Linked DNA regions of Homo sapiens: all the other regions are linked to region 1. Evidence: chromatin contacts called from ENCODE Hi-C or POLR2A ChIA-PET data. All regions are on one chromosome and are shown on one strand. Each heading gives the region's core, a stretch centred on a gene start or an enhancer-like site at or near the end of the contact. The rest is flanking DNA. Distances are from core to core; before and after follow the strand shown. Region 1 holds the start of ACTR2 (actin related protein 2). Region 2 holds the start of APLF (aprataxin and PNKP like factor). Region 3 holds the start of GFPT1 (glutamine--fructose-6-phosphate transaminase 1). Region 4 holds the start of REL-DT (REL divergent transcript). Region 5 holds the start of XPO1 (exportin 1).

Region 1 (3,287 bases), core at 695-3,194:
ACCAGGCTGGAGTGCAGTGGCACGATCTCTGTCACTGCAACCTCTGCTTCCCGGGTTCAAGCGATTCTCCTGCCTCAGCTTCCTGAGTGGCTGGGATTACAGGCGCGTGCCAACACGCCCAGCTAATTTTTGTATTTTTAGTAGAGACGGGGTTTTGCCATGTTGGTCAGCCTTGTCTTGAACTCCTGATCTCAGGTGATTTGCCCTCCTTGGCCTCCCCAAGTGCTGGGATTACAGGCGTGAGCCACCGCGCCCGGAATAATGTTCTTTCTTTAAAAATACAAATTAGCAATCCCCTTAATTCCACAAAGAGGAAAAGTAAAAGAACACAGAAATGCTTGAGTTCAATTTGCTGAGACCAATAAAATGCACTTTCAAGAAAACTGCACAGCACTAGCATTGGAGGCCACAAAAATAAGATACGGACTCTATACTCAAGGAATTTATGAACAAATAAATTTTTCTGCTGGCTGAGGTACTTCTCTGACTGTTAAAGCAGGTAAAACGAAGAAATGTTCCTCCGAGACTTCCTACCTATTCTAACCTCTCAAACTTCTAATTGCAACAATGGCAGCTTTATTTTTATCTTAATATTTATGTGTTGAGGGTTCCATATAAGATTAGATTTGAATAAAGCACTGTATGCCTTTAAAAAGGTTTGAAAATCACTGGTCTAATAAAAGAACAGTGAAAACTGACAGGCAGCTATATTATAAAAAGAATACTGGATTGAGGGTTCATGATGACTGTTTTATTCTAGTTGTTGAACATGTACAGCCATGTCGAAGGAAAAGTTCTATTTCTCACCTCTCATAAAGGATGGCATTTTAAAGGTGAATTTTAATGTCATTCATCTAATAAATATTTGTTGCATGCAATAAGCACAATGTTATTCATATATTCATAGTAAAGTAATAGGGAGAAAGGAAGTACGGAATATCCTGAGGATATCAGCTGTCATCAGAGATGTAACAAGCTGGGTCTCAGAGCACAAGTTTGCCAATTGATTAAAAAGGAAAAAAAATGAGGCATCGTAGATAGAATCATAGGTCCAGAAGAACAGAATTAGAAATAGCTACCACTGAATGAACATTTCCTCCATGCATAGACTTTTATCCTCACCACACCTATGGAGATAGAAGTTATTATCCCCATGCAGACAGGGGTATGCCAAAATCACAAAACTCGTGAGTGGCAGCGCCACGTTTGAAACTGGGGTTGTCTGATTTCAAAGCCAAGGCTCTGGGTTCACAGAAGTACATGTACTTAAGAGGTGTGAAGCAACATGGGACTACTGGAAGGAGGCGGTGAGCCACGAGGCTGGAAATGCAGGCACCTGCTCTCGCTCACTTGACCATAGAGCAACTTGGGCAAAGAAGGGGTGGGCTGACATTGGAGTATGGAACAAACGCATGATTTCAAATAAGCATGTGTGTATCCATCCCAGTTCTGTCCGCTGAAAAGGCCTAGAAGCAATAACACACCAAGCCCTGTCGAATGGTGGGGTCCGCCAGGACCTCCAGGCTTGCTCCCCGCCCTACCCGCCAGCTTCTCCGCCACATTCCACTGCCGCAGCAGAACCGGTGTCCTTCACCTGCCTGCGTCTTCTGCAGTTCGTTAAGCAGCGCCCTTAGCTCCTGTGACACTTTAGGGAGAAAGCCGCAGCACCGGCGATGTTGGCCGCCATTAACGCCCGGCAAAGCGCCCGGAACTAGAAGCAGCGAAGAACCCGGGTGGGCAGCGACCGTGACAGCCGAGCCGGAAGCGGAGCTGCGGGAGGGGCCTCGACGCTCCTCCATCTTTTATTGGAGCTCACCGCTGCCAGTCGCGCTGCCTGCCCGTCCCACCCTTTTCGTGCAGGCATTCAGCTAAATGACGGGCGGAGCCCGGCGGCGGCTTCCGGTCGGGGGAAAAAAGTTGGGCCGAAGGAGGGGCCGGGAAGACGCAAGAGGAAGAAGAGAAAACGGCCGGGCGGCGGTGGCTGTAGGTTGTGCGGCTGCAGCGGCTCTTCCCTGGGCGGACGATGGACAGCCAGGGCAGGAAGGTGGTGGTGTGCGACAACGGCACCGGGGTAAGGGCCGCGCGAGGAGGCCTTGGCGGCCACAGACGCCGGCGGGGACGAGCAGCTGGCGCACGGGCCCTCGGCCCCCAGGGCTGCACCTCCGGGCCCTCGGGGCGAAGGGGCGCGGGGCGGTGCCTCCCACCTCCGCGGGCGTGGGAGCGAGCCGGCCGTTCCCTGGTCTCCCTTGAGCCTGCCACCCATTTAGCCTGCCACCCCCTCACCCTTCCGGGTGGGGGCGGCGGGCGAGACCGGCACTGGACATGGAGCCTACTGACCGCCCGGCAGGGACCTGCTCCGCGCTAATGCGGGGGCAATTGGGCTAAAGCGGACGGAAGCGTAAAAGGCTCGGTTTGTGTGTTCCGAGAAGGGCTCTTTTCCCCAGGGCCACCGGTTTGTAAAAAGGAGAAAGACCTAGAGGCCTTCCTCTTCCTGTATAGTTGAAGATACACCAAACGAGAAGCAGGAAGCGGGTTTACTTAAAAAAAAAAAAAAAAAAAGGGAAGTGCTGTCATGGAGTGTGGACCTCAGCCCTTTCGCTGTGTTTGTTGGGCTTTTTATTAGTTTTTTCGAGGGAAGGGGTCCAGATCGGCAGCGCATCGTTCACTTTTTGTTTTACATACTAGTATTTGGCCCAGGAGTAGGCCCACGGAGACCAGCATGTTCCATTGAGTGGTTTTGGGTGACCTAGGATCCCGCAAGACTCAAGTGTTAATTCCACTAGCCTTAGGGGAAGTTAATTAGTGTTGATTATCCCACCCCCAGCCCCCTTTTTTCCCTTCGTTTCAGTATACAGGTAATGTTAGCCTTTAAGATTCAAAAATTGTAAAATCTGACTAAAGCACTGATTTAGAAACTATTTGAAAATTGTTTCTGTAATCCCAGCACTTTGGGAGGCCCAGGCGGGCAGATCACCAGAGGTTAGGAGTTCGAGACCAGCCCAGCCAACGTGGTGAAACCCCGGTCTCTACTAAAAATACAAAAATTAGCCGGCCGTGGTGGTGCTTGCCTGTAATCCCAGCTACTTGGGAGGCTGAGGCAGGAGAATCCCTTGAAGCCAGGAAGCGGAGGTTGCAGTGAGCCGAGATTGCGCCACTGCACTCCAGCCTGGGCGACAAGAGTGAAACTCCGTCTCAATTATAAAAAAAAAAAATTGTTTCATTCAGACCTCCCTCTTGCCAGATTAAAAAAAAATGTATTTTGGGTAGCAAAGTCAGCAAATTAGAAG
Region 2 (3,372 bases), core at 873-3,372, 3.2 Mb after region 1:
TGCAGCCTCAAACTCCAGCCTCAAGCGATTCTCTTGACTCAGCGTACCCCGCCCCTCTTTAAAAAAAAAAAAAAGAAAAAAAAAAAAACAGAAAACCAAAAACTGTTTTACGGAGAAATGGTTCTTGCTATGTTGTCCAGGCTGGTCTTGAACTCTTGTCCTCAAGCAATCCTTCTGCCTCAGCCTCCCAGAGTGCTGGGATGACAGGTATGAGCCACCATACCCGGTACTTTTGTACCTTTGAAAATGTATATGAGTCAATCCTATTAAACTCCTGAATACTTGTTGTACATGGGAACTGATGCCTCATCATTAATTTGCAATTTGTGACTTAATCATAAACTTGCTGGACTTCTAGTTGTTTATATAAGAATTTTATCTACTTGTATCTTATAGGTAGGTAGGTGCTTACATTTGACACAACTACTATCTGAAATGGACAAGAAGATGAGATCTGGATTATGAAACAAAGTCTCAAATATTCAACTCAGTCATAAGAGTAGTGTTTTAGAAATGGCCCCTTGAAGCTATCCTACATGCATAATTACAAGCTAAGGATAATAGTCACTGAAGACATCAAGCAACAGTGAGTGACAACTGTAAACAATGTTTAGAACTCAGCTAGGTACAGTATGTGACTCTTTGAAGCCCAGATTTAAAGCTCAGTTTCAGCTAATTTACCTAAGGTGAATGGTGTAGGCTTCCCAAATCAGTTGAAAGCATGACTGGGTACATCACCATCCTTGAGTTACTTTTGTATATAAAGACAGCTTGTATTCACTTAAAATCAGTTTATTCCATTTTGCACTTCCTTTTATAACGGGGGTTGGTTGTGCAAGAGGAGAGGTTTGAGGTAAATACTTCTTTTAACTCAGCTGAACACAAATCTCTTTTCTAGACGAGCTACTCAGCTATGTTTTCGGACTTGCCAAGACCACGGTGGCTCCCATTCATGATCCAGATTAGCTGTGGTGGCTGGAACTGCAGTCTGTGTTCAACAGAGGTCTTCTTCTTGAGGGTTAGGAGAAGTAAGAAAGCAAACGTAAAAACGGGTGAGTCAAGAGCAAGTTTTTGCCATGCACCTTGGCCCCTCCCACCACCAATACAAACCAAAGCCAAACCACAACGTTCTTGAAAAGAATCTCACATTAGGAAAACGTTACAGTGCATTTAAACGTTACAGTGTGTTTATCCACTTCTCCCAGGATCTTACTGGGAGAATAAAATGCGTCCCCTTGTGGAATTCCTGTAACGGGAATGAAGGCTTTTGAATTTCACAGCAGGGGATACCTTTGCGAGTTTCTAAAATCCCACTAGGAATCTTTCTTCTACGTCCAGGTTCGCCTGGATGCCTGGAAACGACCCCTCTTCTGCCCTTTCTCCTTTATGAACTGAGCTTTCCTGAATTCTCTCTCAAGTGAAGTAAAAGCTCGTCCCCCTTTCAACTATCATTCGGAGGGATAGATCGGCGGCAGCGCAGTCGGAGGGGCGGGGAGCCCCACTCCGTCCAAATCCCGCGGGTCAGGGCTAATCACCCCACGTCCCGTCTGAGCCACCCTCCTTGTGTCCCGCGCGGGTTGCAGCTGCTGGAACCCAAGAACACAGGGCACTGACAAGTGACAACAACCGTCAGCGTTGACTGTCACTGCGGCTCCAGGCCGCGGAGGGAAGGCTGAGCTTGCGTCCAGGCCGCGTCCCCGGGAGCGTAGACACCTAAGCCAACGGGAACGGAAGACCCTTCTACCTACTAGGCCGCGGTAGCTTCTCCTCCCGCGATTTAAATCCACCGGAATTCGAATCCTTCCCCATAGCTCTTCGCATCCCGCCCACCTGAGTCCCGCCCTGCTCAGAACTCGCGCAGGCGCCGAGAGGGGCGCGCAGTGCCTTTGGGGATTGGTAGTTTTTTCCAGGGCGTCTCCGCTCGGGAAAGGAAGTGAAGAAAGCCACCAGGACTACAAGGCCCGGCGTCCTCCAAGATGGGAGGGAGGTGAAAAGGGTGTTGGGGAATAAGCCGGGGTTTTTAAACAGTAGTTTTGAGGCGGCGAGACTGGGGAATCCCCGGTTGCGTCATTAGTAGGCGTGGAGGGGCGGGACTCGTGAAGCTGCGCTGGGGCCGGGCTCTGAGAGGACCGGCGCAGCCGCGGGGAGCCTTTGAGGCCCTCCCTCGGTGTTTTTTCCCAGGGCGTGGGCTTGCCCCGCGCGTGTCTGTGGAGGGCGGAAACAGCGGAGGGGCCAGTCTCCTGGCGAAGGGGCCTAATCCTTGCCCGCCATGTCCGGGGGCTTCGAGCTGCAGCCGCGGGACGGCGGTCCCCGGGTGGCCCTGGCGCCCGGGGAGACGGTGATCGGCCGCGGGCCGCTGCTGGGAGTAAGTGTGGGCGGGGGCTTAGCGGACCCCGAGAGCCGTGGAGTTCCGCGCCGGCTCCTGAAGACCGGCCCTAGTCCTGGCCGGTTTCCCCACCGCACTGGTCCGCCGGTCCGGATTTTAGAAGTTTGGGGCCGCACGTTTTTCAGTTACCTTTAAGCCAATTCACAAACATTTCTTTATGTTGCTTTTAAAACACTGACTGTATTACCATTATTATCTTATCCAGGGATTGGCAAACTAGTGCCTGGGGGCCAAATCCAGCCTATGTTTGTATGGCCCCATGAACTAAGAATGATTCTTAAATTCTGAAATGTAAAATGTAAACAAAAAATCTACTAATTTTTCAGGGGGAATAGTTGCTCCAAGGGTTGAGGGTATTGCGGCTTGTCTTGTAAAGCCTAAAATATTTACAGTAGTGTCTGGTCCTTTACAGAAAAGTTTGCCAAACTGTGATATTACGTCTTCTAGGCTAATTTCTTTTAACCTTTGGTCTCCTTTGCAGAGCTGTGTGGACCTTATTTATTTATATTATTTATTATTTCCAGTAAAATGAGTAGCTAACCCTTCATAAGTAATGTGTATAGCGTTCGTGTCATTGGTCTAAGGAGACATTACCTATACCAACATCTTTAACTGTCTCAAGACCGTATCAGTTAGCTATTTTTATTATCCTCATTGTTCAGATGAGAAAATTGAGCCATACATACATTATTTAAAGTCCATACATAAGCTTTTGGACACATAATGCCACAAAGCTAAATATTCTCTACCTTCTTTGGGAGAGGTTTAGGAATAAGAACATTTGCATATTGCATTCTGGAATTCTATAGATCTCTTAAGTACATCTAGTTTTCTATTTTGTTCTTTAACATTCAACATTTCTTGTTTGGTGCTCACTGTGTAGAACATTTTGCAGATTCTAGCACTGTGGGGCATACAAAGATGAATGGAACATGGGTCCCTACCCTTTAGGAGTTTTCTCTTGGGACCGGGGAGACACCTGTGTC
Region 3 (3,311 bases), core at 503-3,002, 4.2 Mb after region 1:
TCGGCCTCCCAAAGTGCTGAGATTATAGGCGGGAGCCACCACGCCCAGCGCTGATTTATTTATTTATTTATTTTTTTTTCAGTAAGTACTTTGACTACGTTTTTTTCTTGGAACATGATGAAATGACCTGCAACCAGAATGTTGAGTACTTGATGAGGCACACCCCTCATCATTCAGGAACAGTTAACTACCAAATGAAGCACACTGGAGATTGACCAGTTTGCAAATTCACTACTTCACAGCTCCAAACTAAATGCAAAACCATTCTACTAAGTAGACACTGCAAAAGTCTGATTCTGAAGTCAGCTCTACTCTAATAATTTCAGTAAGCTATTTATAGGTGTTTCTGTTTTTATGTGGGTTTTTTTTTAATCTACTCTAAATTTAAACCTGCTCCTCATTTTCAGAAGCTGAAATGAGCATAAAGTTAAATACAGGAAATATATACACTAACGAGTACAATCCACCTCCTGTTCAGTTCCTTCGTGTAAAAGGCTGCAAATAAGAAGTCTCCCAGAGAGTTTTCAATTCTCTTACAATGGTACTTCCCTTTAAAAAAAAAAAAAAAAAGTGTACTTTCTTCCAGGGATAAAGTCGGTTGTAAATTTCAATAAGAAAGGTAAGAATACAATTATTTTTACTGGCAATAGCCAAATTAACACCAATTTTAGAAGATATCAGTCATGTCAGACACGATTCTCAAAGTCTCTTTCACTAACACTTAGGTCATAATAAACGACTCTCAAAACATGGAATAAAAGGGCCTAACCTTAATTTTTTAAGGCTCTAGGAAAGATATTTGCTCAACTTTCCATAGCTAGTATTTTTAATGGATGCACATGCAAGGGATAAATGATATTTTTCATAGTTGGTATTCTAAAGGGGTATACATCCAAGGTATAACTGATATTTTTCAGAGCTGGCATTTTTAATGGGTGCACACGCAAATGATAAATTATGTATAACCTATCGCCACAGACATTTGAAGGCCTCTTCCACCAGAGGATCAGGTCTAAGCCCATGAACCAAGTTATTGATTAGCAATGGTTTCTGTTGAGACAAGGGATGGCAGGAAGTATCACGTTTAATGGCACTACCGTGGCTCTAGCTAGGGTCTGTTTTCTATTGGGCCTCCCCAGAAACAAGTAAAATATTTTTTTAAAGATTTTTAGAAAAATGCAAGGTAAGTTCAAGAGACCTCGCCCGAGGTTCCACAGGTTTCCTCACTCACCTGGTGGGCCCTTTTGAAGGCAACCCCCTCCACACCTCAATTCCCTCAGCTCTCTCCTCCTTTTTCAATAAAGGCGTTTCTCTCCCCTTTCGGTTCCTTCTCCGCGCCAAGGCGCCCGCTAGCCCCCGGCAAAGGGGGCCCGCCTTCCTCTCAGGTGCCTTTCTCCCGGCCGCCACCCCCTCTCCCGCCCGTGGATGCCGGCCCCCGCCCCCGCAGCCACCACTGGGCGCCCCTTGCCCATCACCCAGACTTCGCACCCTCCACACTCCCGCTTCCGCCCGTCGCCTTGGGCCTTAGCGGCACCCGCACCGCACCCCAGCGCCACCCGGCAACACGCCCCCCGCTCCCGGCCCCCTTACCACACATGATGCCGGAGACACGGCCCGCGAGGCCAGGGGCGAGTGGCTGGCGGGATCGGGGGTGCACACACGAGCTTCGGTGGGCAATCTGCGGGCTCGGGGGCCGGGGTGGCGCCGACACGACTCCCTCGGGGATGCGACGGCCAAGGCAACGACAGCCTTCTCCGCCTCCCGGGCTCCGCCAGCAACCGCCGCCGGGCCCCGCCCCTCGGCGCGCAGCGCGCCGCCGCCCGTAGGCTCCATTGAACCGCTCACGCGCCGCTCACGCGCAAGTCCCGCCTCCCAGCGCTGCCCCGCCCCCCGAGCCCACGCAGGCGCTGGACTGCTGGCGGCGGCGACGTGGCAGTGGCTCGTGGCCGCGTCCGCCTGGAGTTCCTGGAGACGCCCGCCCCGGGGCGAGCCGCGGGAGGGACCGAGCCGAGAGGGAGGGAGAAACTCAGCACCTGGCAGGGAATGACGGAAAGAGAAGGATGGAATTGTTAGCAAAGCAATAGCCCGGGTGCGTGCCCCGTGCAGCCCCAGGCCCCAGGCGCCAGCACTGCACGAAGCGAGGAAAGAGGAGGAAAAAAGCAGGAAGTATGAAAAGGGAATCCTGGGGAACATAAGGCTGAAAAAAATTGCAAAGAATTAGGTTGAGGTGGGAGGAGAGAGATAACAAAATTCTTGACTGTAAAGCCCCAAAGGTCAGCCTCTCTGGTAATAAGCAATTCAATTCCTTGTGTAATATGCTTGGCCCCTAAAAGCCCTCCGCATCCGTTGCCTCCATAACCCTCAGTTTATTGTGGAGGGGTAGAGGAGGAATGTAAGGCTCAACTATCCGACTATGAGCCTGGACGTAAGAAACTGCTGGCCCACCTCCTCCCATGACCCACCTGAGACGGCTAGGAATTCCCTAGCTTTAACAGCCGCGCGTTTGACTTACGAACGATTCATTCTATGAATTAATGCGCCATGTCTGACAAGAGAGACTTGATTAGAGAGGGATGATGTTTCTGAGAATTTATTACCTGGGCATTTGCTTTAAACAGCCTTAAATGGTATCTTTAGTCAAATGTGGAGTAATCAGAACTCTATAATGGCTCTAGAGTAGAGTAGTATCAAAAACGTACATGGCACACAGAATTCCTGGAGTGCTGACTGCTGTTCATGTGTCTGGTCTTAGCCTGCTGACTGCTGTTCATGTGTCTGGTCTTAGCCGTCCTTCCAGCCCTATACACTCCCAACAGGCTCAACAGGTAGTTCCTCAACTGGGCCAAGATTCTCAAATCTTTTGCACACTTTGGTTACTCTGCATAGAATCCCCACCACGTCTCTGTTTAGATGCTACCTCTTCAGGAAAGCCTTTTTTATCCCCCCTAGACAGACTTGGAGACATGCATTAACCTCTTACTCTTTGAGCTACTCACTGTAAAGAAATATTCTTTGATATTTTATGATTTTCTGTATTTTCCCACTGGGCTGTAAGTTTCTTGAAGCTAGAACTAGATTTTACATACCCAACACTTTTAGACCACAGCACAAAGTAAAAGATCAAATTTATTTTGGAATGAGTGAAAAAAAGTCCTATTTTCTTAGCGGAATTAACCTTCTATGGCTGGTTATATGATTAAGTGAGCATAAGGCTTTCAGTTCTTCTTACGGGGAAAAGTGCCTTTTTTCACTTGCCTCAGAGAAGCTGAAAAATGTCACATTTAACTAAGCAGAGTATTTCTCACCTAAAA
Region 4 (3,132 bases), core at 269-2,768, 4.3 Mb before region 1:
TGGTCTTGAACTCCCAACCTCGTGATCCACTTGCCTCAGCCTCCCAAAGTGCTGGGATTACAGGCATGAGCCACTGCGCCTGGCCGGCTCTTTCTTAAACTGAGGACTCAGCTCAAATGTCACCTCCTCAGAACTTTCCTCTCCCCCAGTCACTTTTCATTTTGAAATTCCTTCAGAGAACTGAAAATGTTTTCCGTCTCTTTGAAATGTATGTACATATTTTAAAAAGCTAAATAAGCCTCTTGCTAGTTTTGCGTCCTCAGAAGGTCTTTCTTGCGGGCCTCGGAGCCATCTCTTGGAAATGTGAACATCAAGGATGGTGCTCCATGTTTCTGTCTCTAGGAGGGTTTAAGCCTTGGCTCTTGGTTCCAAGATAACTTCCCATTATTTTCCTTTGGATAAAGACAATTAATAGGTATGTAATGGATTGTACGTGCCTGACCATATGAAAAGGTGAGATTTCCTTTTTTTTGGTCTTTGCACTCTCTTCAGTGGATTGCCTGTGATGTGCATCATGGTACGTTTTAGTACATATCCAATAATAAAACTGTTTCATTCTTTTGTTGTACATTGCGCATTTCGTGGAAAGAACAGTTTGGGGTTGGCAGGATATTTTAAATTATTTGCCCATATGGGTCCCCCAGTTTTGGGCACTTGTATGGCAGGCTGATATTCCCCATTACCTCTCCGTACTAATTTTAACTAGTAAGGGACAGGGGCAAGGGCATGGAGCTTTGGAGTCAGACAACCCTGGCTTTAAACTGTGCCTTTTATCAGCATTCTGAAGTACTGTATGTTGAAGTAACTTCTCTGAACCCCGAATACTTCATCTATAAAGTTAGGAATAATAAATACGTCATAGATTAAGTATGGACATTATCTGATGCATAGCAGGTACTATTCAAATGAAGGAAACGAAGTTATCCTAGGTCCTTTAATGCACTAAATGTGTGCTCCATTTCCGCCTTTCTTGGCATCTGTGTGAAATCTCAGGATATAGTGTCCACTAAACTTCAGTGCACTGCCTAATGAGACAACGAACTCCAAGTGCGGACCTTTTGAGTTTAAACGGGTTTCAGTAGGTAAAATACGTAAAGTTCACAGTACCCTCGCAATTTAGATGGAGGAAAAAAAATCAGTCGGGGGGGGGGTCCCCGTATGCAAATACAGGAATTACAGAAGAAGACAGGACCCCCGCCGCAGCACCACTTCCCCCTACAGGGCGCAACGTCCCGCCGCTGGCGCGGGGGTGGAGATTTGCATGTGCGAAGTCGGGAAGAGGGGGAACCACCTCTCGAAAACCCCGGCCGTCGCCCTCCCAGGCCGGGAGAGTCGGCCCCGCGCGCCCCCAAAAGCTCCCCAGCGGCCGGCCCTCTCTACGTCATCCGCACCCTCCCGCCCGCTCCTGAACTTTAAACCACACTCGGAAGAACAACCTGGAGGAGGGGGATTTCTCAGGAGCCAGCGGCCTTCTCACGCTGCTAGCCGTCACCTCCCGGCTCCCGCCGTTCCCTGCGCTCCCGAAGCCCACCCCAAGCTCCCGCTCCCTCGACCCCCTCCCAAGCCAGCCGCCGCAGCAGCGCCGGGGGCGTATGCGTGGGGGCCGGCGGGGAGCGTGCGCGGGGACAGGCAGGGGCGGGGCGCTGGGGGCGGTCGCGCGCGCGGCGGCCGCGAGGTCGCCCCGCCCACGCCTCCGGGTGAGGGTTGCTGCGTCGGGCCTACGTCAGCCGCGGGAAATTCCCCTCCCGCCAGGCTGCTCGCCTCTCGGCTGGGCCAGCACTCGGCTCTCCCCGCTCCGCCCCCTGCCCCTGGCTCCCGTACGGTGGACGGCGACGCTGGGTGACCCGGGGTGCAAGAATTCAGGGGTTGGGAAGGTGTGAGCCGCAAACCCAGCGGAGGGCGGGAAGAAGGAGGAGGCCTCTAGGGTGGTCGGGGGACTGGGGGCCCCGCCGGCAGAGGTCCCTCGGCCTCCTGACTGACTGACTGCGGCCGCCTCCGGCCAGGACGCTGGGAGCTGCCTGCGGGAAGGTGCGGGGAGCGGAGCCATGGCCTCCGGTGAGTGTTCATGGGGCGCGGGCCTGGGCCGGGGGAAAGGAGCTCTTCTGAAGGGGGTCCTGCCGCAGTGAGTTTAGGGAGCTCAGTTTTTGCTGGGGCGCGTTCTGTCTTTAAAATCTCATATGGTAAAATTGTCAGCTTTTAAAAAAGTTACCTGCTTCAGGGTTTGCGTGCAGAATCCAAGCCACGCTCTGTAATTCGATCCTGTTGTCATAGCAGGAACCTTAGAAATTCCCAACGACTTGATTTTAGGATTAGGGAAGTCATAAGCGAACCAAAGGAGGACGAAGAGTTCTCATTAAAAATGTATATGTATTGAAGATGGTGGTTTTATGTTTTAGAACAGGAATGAGGAACCTTCAGACCTCGGGCAAGCTCTCTCCCCCTTTTTAGTTTAATTTCATCAAATGCAAAGAGGTGATCCCCCTTGTACTGACAGTTGTACAAAATGTGTCACGGCTTTAAAAATCATCCGTGGTATTTTAACACGAATTAGAAAATCCGTGGTATTTTAAGTGTTAATGTTGCTTCGACCAAGTGTAGGCCGGGCGCGGTGGCTCATGCCTGTATTCCCAGCACTTTGGGAGGCCGAGGCGGGTGGATAACCAGAGGTCAGGAGTTTGAGACCAGCCTGGCAAACATGGTGAAACCCCGTCTCTACTAAAAATACAAAAATCAGCGGGGCGTGGTGGCGCGCGCCTGTAATCCCAGCTACTCGGGAAGCTGAGGCAGGAGAATCGCTTGAACCTGGGAGGTGGAGGTTGCAGTGAGCCGAGATCGCGCCCCTGCACTCCAGCCTGGGCGACAGAGGGAGACCCTGTCTCTATTTAAAAAAAAAAAAAATGTAGTTTTTACTGTGAGATAAAGCTCAAGGTTCCTAATCTGACGAATAGAGACGTTGAATCCCCCTTCCTCCTCGCTGGAAATAAGGGGAAAGAGGAGTTTTAGAATATCCGAGCTTTAAAATAATGAGTAGGAATGAATACAACTTTATCACTTATGTGACTATATATTTTCCCTTAATAAATGCTCGATCTCTCCCTTTGGGGGGGAATAAGTTTGTAAGAAACATTGCAG
Region 5 (3,563 bases), core at 102-2,601, 3.7 Mb before region 1:
CTGATCTTTCCTACTTCACATGCCACTCTGCAAAACCGGAGAGCTTTCGAGTTTCCTTGCTGGAGGAACAGGGAGTCGGCAGCCCCTCCCTCCCCCATCCCAAGCTCTCCACCGAGGGGGCCACGTGATGCAGGCGGACGTTTCAATGCTGCTGCACTAAATATTTCTGGAAACTTCCACTCCTAATAATTTACAGAGATGTTCCTGAAATCACCCCAACTTCTCCCCAGCCCCAGGGGCTGGGGAACCCCTCCCACCCCGCGCGGGGCCCCGCTTCACTATCACACTCCTCGCCTTCCTCCACCGCCACCCGCACACGCGAATGACCCAGCAAGCGCTCCCCTCCCGAGGCCGCCTCCCCGCCTCCATCCCCCAGCGGCAAAAGCGGCTCCATTCAATCGCAGGCTCCGCTGTGGGCCCGCCGCGCCCCCGGCCCGCCCGCCGCCTCCCGGGCTCGCTTCCCGCGGCCGCCGCCGCCGCGCCCCACGCCGGCCTCCTCCCGCCCGCCCGGCCGCGCCGCCGCCCGACCCTCGGCCCCGAAGACACAGTCGACTTACCCAGAGATTGAACCAACTGCTCCTTCCTTCCTCGTTGGGGGATTAGGGCGAGGGAAGGTGGGGAGGGGGGAGAGGGGACGAATCAAGGTGGGTTTCAGTTTTCCCACCTCAAAAAAGGAAATTAAAAAAACGGACAGGAAAAGGGCAAAAAGAGCTCAATAATATTTACTATTTCAGGGACGCTTCCCCCAACACACACACACACACACACACACACACACACCCGCCCCCCCCCAAAAGGGGAATTAATCTGGGGAATAAATGCTCCCGCCCGGCTGGGGAGTGAGGGAAGGGGGAGGGAACGGGGTCAAGTCCCAAAGATTCAGCCCCAGGGGGACCCTCCAGCCACAGGCAGCAGCAGAAGCGGCAGGAGTAGGGGGTGTAGAGTCCACACGGCCGGGGAGACGCTCTGCTGCCAGTTGCAGTCCGACTCCCCCCTACCAAAACACGGCTCCCTCTCTCACGCGGCTCCGGCGCTGGCCCCCCCCCCCCCAAGGCTCGCCTAAACTTTCCCCCCTTCTCTTGTTCCTCAGCGACTGGTGGTTCCCCCCTCCCCCTCTGGGTGGTTGCACGGACTGCAGCAGCAAAGACTGGAACAGGCACCGCCGCCGGGGCTGTAGCTACTGTTGCTCTTGCTGATGCTGTAGCTCCCGCTGCTCCTGCCGCGGCCGCTGCAGCCGCTTCTCCCCCTCCTCCTAGTGCCTCAAACTCGGAACCGGTTGAAACCGGTTCAGACTGGGAGATTCCATCTCGGTTGAGTTTTCAGCCCATGGCGCCGCGGAGCGTTTGGAACCTGGGCCTCCGCCCCCAGCCCGCCCTCCTATTGGTCAGTTCCAGCTACAGCCGCGCCATGAGCCTATCTCTCATTGGCCCGAGCGCCAGTCAATCCCGCCTCACGGCTCCACACGAGCCCGCCGCTTCGGCCCCTACCTCTTTTCAGCAGCGATTTGCCCGCAGAGTGGGGGAGGGGAAGTGGGGAGGGTCGAAAGGCAAGAGGAGAGGGGTGGAGGAGGAGGAGGTGGGACGAAGAGCAGGGATGAGTAGAAAAGAGAGCGAAGGAAAGCCGCGTGGAGGATTCGTTCGAACGAGCTGTCAATCAAGAGCAGCCCGCCCTCGAGCTCTCGACTTCCCTTCCCCCTGCGGCCCTCTCCCTCCCGGTGCCTAGTTCGCAGGCCCGGCCTTTCTCGCCCGCTCATTGGCTGGGCCTCTTCGGTGACGGAGAGGGTGGGGCGCAGCTCGTGAGCTGGTGGCGGCGCGAGTTTGATCGGGGCGCGCGGCAGCGTTCTCTTTGCTTCCCCCGGACTCGGCCGGCCCGCCCCCACCGGCTCCCGCCAACCTGCGGGGGCCTGAGCCCGCGGGAATCAGGATCCGCCCTTCGGATGGGGGCTGCGTTCGGAAAAGGGAGGGCACACCCAGTTTTGAACTCTGGAAGGGGTGGAGAAAAGAGGGAAAAAGAACGCTTCCGAGGCCAATTTTAGGCCCCAGACCTCTCTAATCCATTTTAGAGGCCTGGTTTTGGGGCCAGGTAGCTGAGAGAGGGGTTGGGGTGAGGCGCAGGGCGTGCATTCTTGGCGCCTCGTGATCTTCTCAGGGTGTCGGAAAAGATATCGAAATACTTCTTGGGAAAGTCTCCTTAAAATTTCAACTCTGTCTCTCCAGGCTGGAATTTGGCTGCTTCAACAAGCAACCTTTCCTGAAAACCAAAACATTGTAATCCCAAGTGATTGGTTTGACAGCGCATGTTTTGGCTGGCTGAGCTTGCATGCCAACTGCGTCCCACCTGGTGCCCTTGATCTGCAACACTCAGATTTTCCTTTTACCCTAGCTGCACTTCACGTACTAAATCATCATCAAATAGTATTTTCTGTGAAAGTCACATGCACGTTGCCTTTCACGTGGTTGCCTCTCGTTTGTTCCCAAGCGTCCTCCAAATCAGCTTTACAGATTGTTCTTTGCTTAAGAGCAAATAGCCCACCAAAATTTACTAGGCCCTTTGTGCCACCAAGAGGTAGATAAATGATTTATTGAATTAATAACAATTTTCTTTAGCAAATGTTCATCCACGATGGACTATGGCTAACCTCAAAGCACCACTTATTCTAACTCCCCCTCCAATAAAGAAAAACGCAACAACTCAATGTTTAGATGTACCAGAATTATTTTGGATGATTTTCAGACCTAAGTTTTTATTCATTACATAAATGAATAATATCAAGCCATTTTATATACATATATAATACATATATAATGTACTATGTATGATATATGATGTGCAGTGGGCCCTCTGTATCCTGGGTTCCCCATCCTCAGTTTCAACCAGCCCTGGGTGGAAAACATTAAAAAACAACAACAACAATAAAAATAATACAAAATAAAACGCAATGCAGTATATTTACATAGCATTTACATTGTATAAGGCATTATAAGCAATGTAGAGATGATTTAAAGTTTACATCGTATAAGGTATTATAAGCAATCTAGAGATGAAAGTAACGGGAAGTTTACAAATACAGTATATGCAAATACAGTAAATCCTCACTTAACATGGTCATGGAGAGGATCTTGGAAACTGCGACTTTAAACACAAGGATAGGCCAGGCATGGTGGTTCATGCCTTTAATCCCAGCACTTTGGGAGGCCGAGGCAGGCAGATCACTTGAGGTCAGGAGTTCGAGACCAGCCTGGCCACATGGTGAAACCCCTCTCTACTGAAGATACAAAAATTAACCTGGCGTGGTGGTGGGCACTTGTAATCCCAGCTACTCGGGAGGCTAAGCGGGGAGAATGGCTGGAACCCGGGAGGCAGAGGCTGCAGTGAGCGGAGATCACGCTACTGCAGTCCAGCCTGGGCAACAGAACGGGACTCGTTCTCAAAACAAACAAACAACAATAAAAAAAACCTACAAGGACATATAACAAAATCAATTTTACCATAGGCCTGTAATCCCAGCATTTTGGGAGGCAAAGGTGGGAGGATCACTTGAGCCCAGAAGTTCAAGACCAGCC

What was found. A loop is a pair of places that touch in the nucleus more often than their neighbours do. ChIA-PET counts read pairs that join two places held with the same protein, here RNA polymerase II (POLR2A). Pooled maps may share reads with other maps.
Region 2: a pooled map shows a loop between it and region 1 (15-fold over the local background). The contact joins the promoter of APLF here to the promoter of ACTR2 in region 1. A Hi-C loop is called at or near these places in 8 of 50 pooled maps. POLR2A ChIA-PET finds 5 or more read pairs at or near these places in 2 of 52 experiments (PC-9 and WTC11).
Region 3: a pooled map shows a loop between it and region 1 (13-fold over the local background). The contact joins the promoter of GFPT1 here to the promoter of ACTR2 in region 1. A Hi-C loop is called at or near these places in 6 of 50 pooled maps. POLR2A ChIA-PET finds 5 or more read pairs at or near these places in 2 of 52 experiments (AG04449 and WTC11).
Region 4: a loop to region 1 is called in a pooled map, with 20 times the contacts of the local background. The contact joins the promoter of REL-DT here to the promoter of ACTR2 in region 1. A Hi-C loop is called at or near these places in 6 of 50 pooled maps.
Region 5: a loop to region 1 is called in a map of CD4-positive, alpha-beta T cell, with 14 times the contacts of the local background. The contact joins the promoter of XPO1 here to the promoter of ACTR2 in region 1. A Hi-C loop is called at or near these places in 2 of 168 maps with a recorded cell type or tissue (CD4-positive, alpha-beta T cell and naive thymus-derived CD4-positive, alpha-beta T cell) and 11 of 50 pooled maps. POLR2A ChIA-PET finds 5 or more read pairs at or near these places in 5 of 52 experiments (CD4-positive, alpha-beta T cell, T-cell, activated B cell and 2 more).

What each region holds. Positions count from the first base shown.
Region 1 is chr2:65,225,887-65,229,173 of GRCh38, forward strand. It overlaps ACTR2 (actin related protein 2), which reads left to right and starts at 1,945. Exons shown (of 9, transcript NM_005722.4): 1 at 1,945-2,071. The coding sequence starts at 2,024. LOC124907779 (a long non-coding RNA gene) reads right to left here and starts at 1,713. Exons shown (of 2, transcript XR_007086461.1): 1 at 1,595-1,713. RefSeq lists enhancers at 936-1,825, 1,826-2,714, 2,787-2,876 and a silencer at 2,097-2,286.
Region 2 is chr2:68,465,463-68,468,834 of GRCh38, forward strand. It overlaps APLF (aprataxin and PNKP like factor), which reads left to right and starts at 2,123. Exons shown (of 10, transcript NM_173545.3): 1 at 2,123-2,365. The coding sequence starts at 2,270. FBXO48 (F-box protein 48) reads right to left here and starts at 1,832. Exons shown (of 4, transcript NM_001024680.3): 1 at 1,749-1,832; 2 at 682-1,008. RefSeq lists enhancers at 913-972, 1,066-1,961, 1,962-2,856 and a silencer at 2,198-2,407.
Region 3 is chr2:69,385,475-69,388,785 of GRCh38, forward strand. GFPT1 (glutamine--fructose-6-phosphate transaminase 1) reads right to left here and starts at 1,753. Exons shown (of 20, transcript NM_001244710.2): 1 at 1,591-1,753. The coding sequence starts at 1,597. RefSeq lists silencers at 1,333-2,002, 2,063-2,172 and an enhancer at 1,545-2,104.
Region 4 is chr2:60,879,796-60,882,927 of GRCh38, forward strand. REL-DT (REL divergent transcript) reads right to left here and starts at 1,519. Exons shown (of 3, transcript NR_033980.1): 1 at 1,437-1,519. REL (REL proto-oncogene, NF-kB subunit) reads left to right here and starts at 1,779. Exons shown (of 10, transcript NM_001291746.2): 1 at 1,779-2,055. The coding sequence starts at 2,046. RefSeq lists a silencer at 1,374-1,913 and an enhancer at 1,522-2,191.
Region 5 is chr2:61,537,005-61,540,567 of GRCh38, forward strand. XPO1 (exportin 1) reads right to left here and starts at 1,352. Exons shown (of 25, transcript NM_003400.4): 1 at 558-1,352. RefSeq lists enhancers at 1,077-1,336, 1,905-2,694 and a silencer at 1,827-1,966.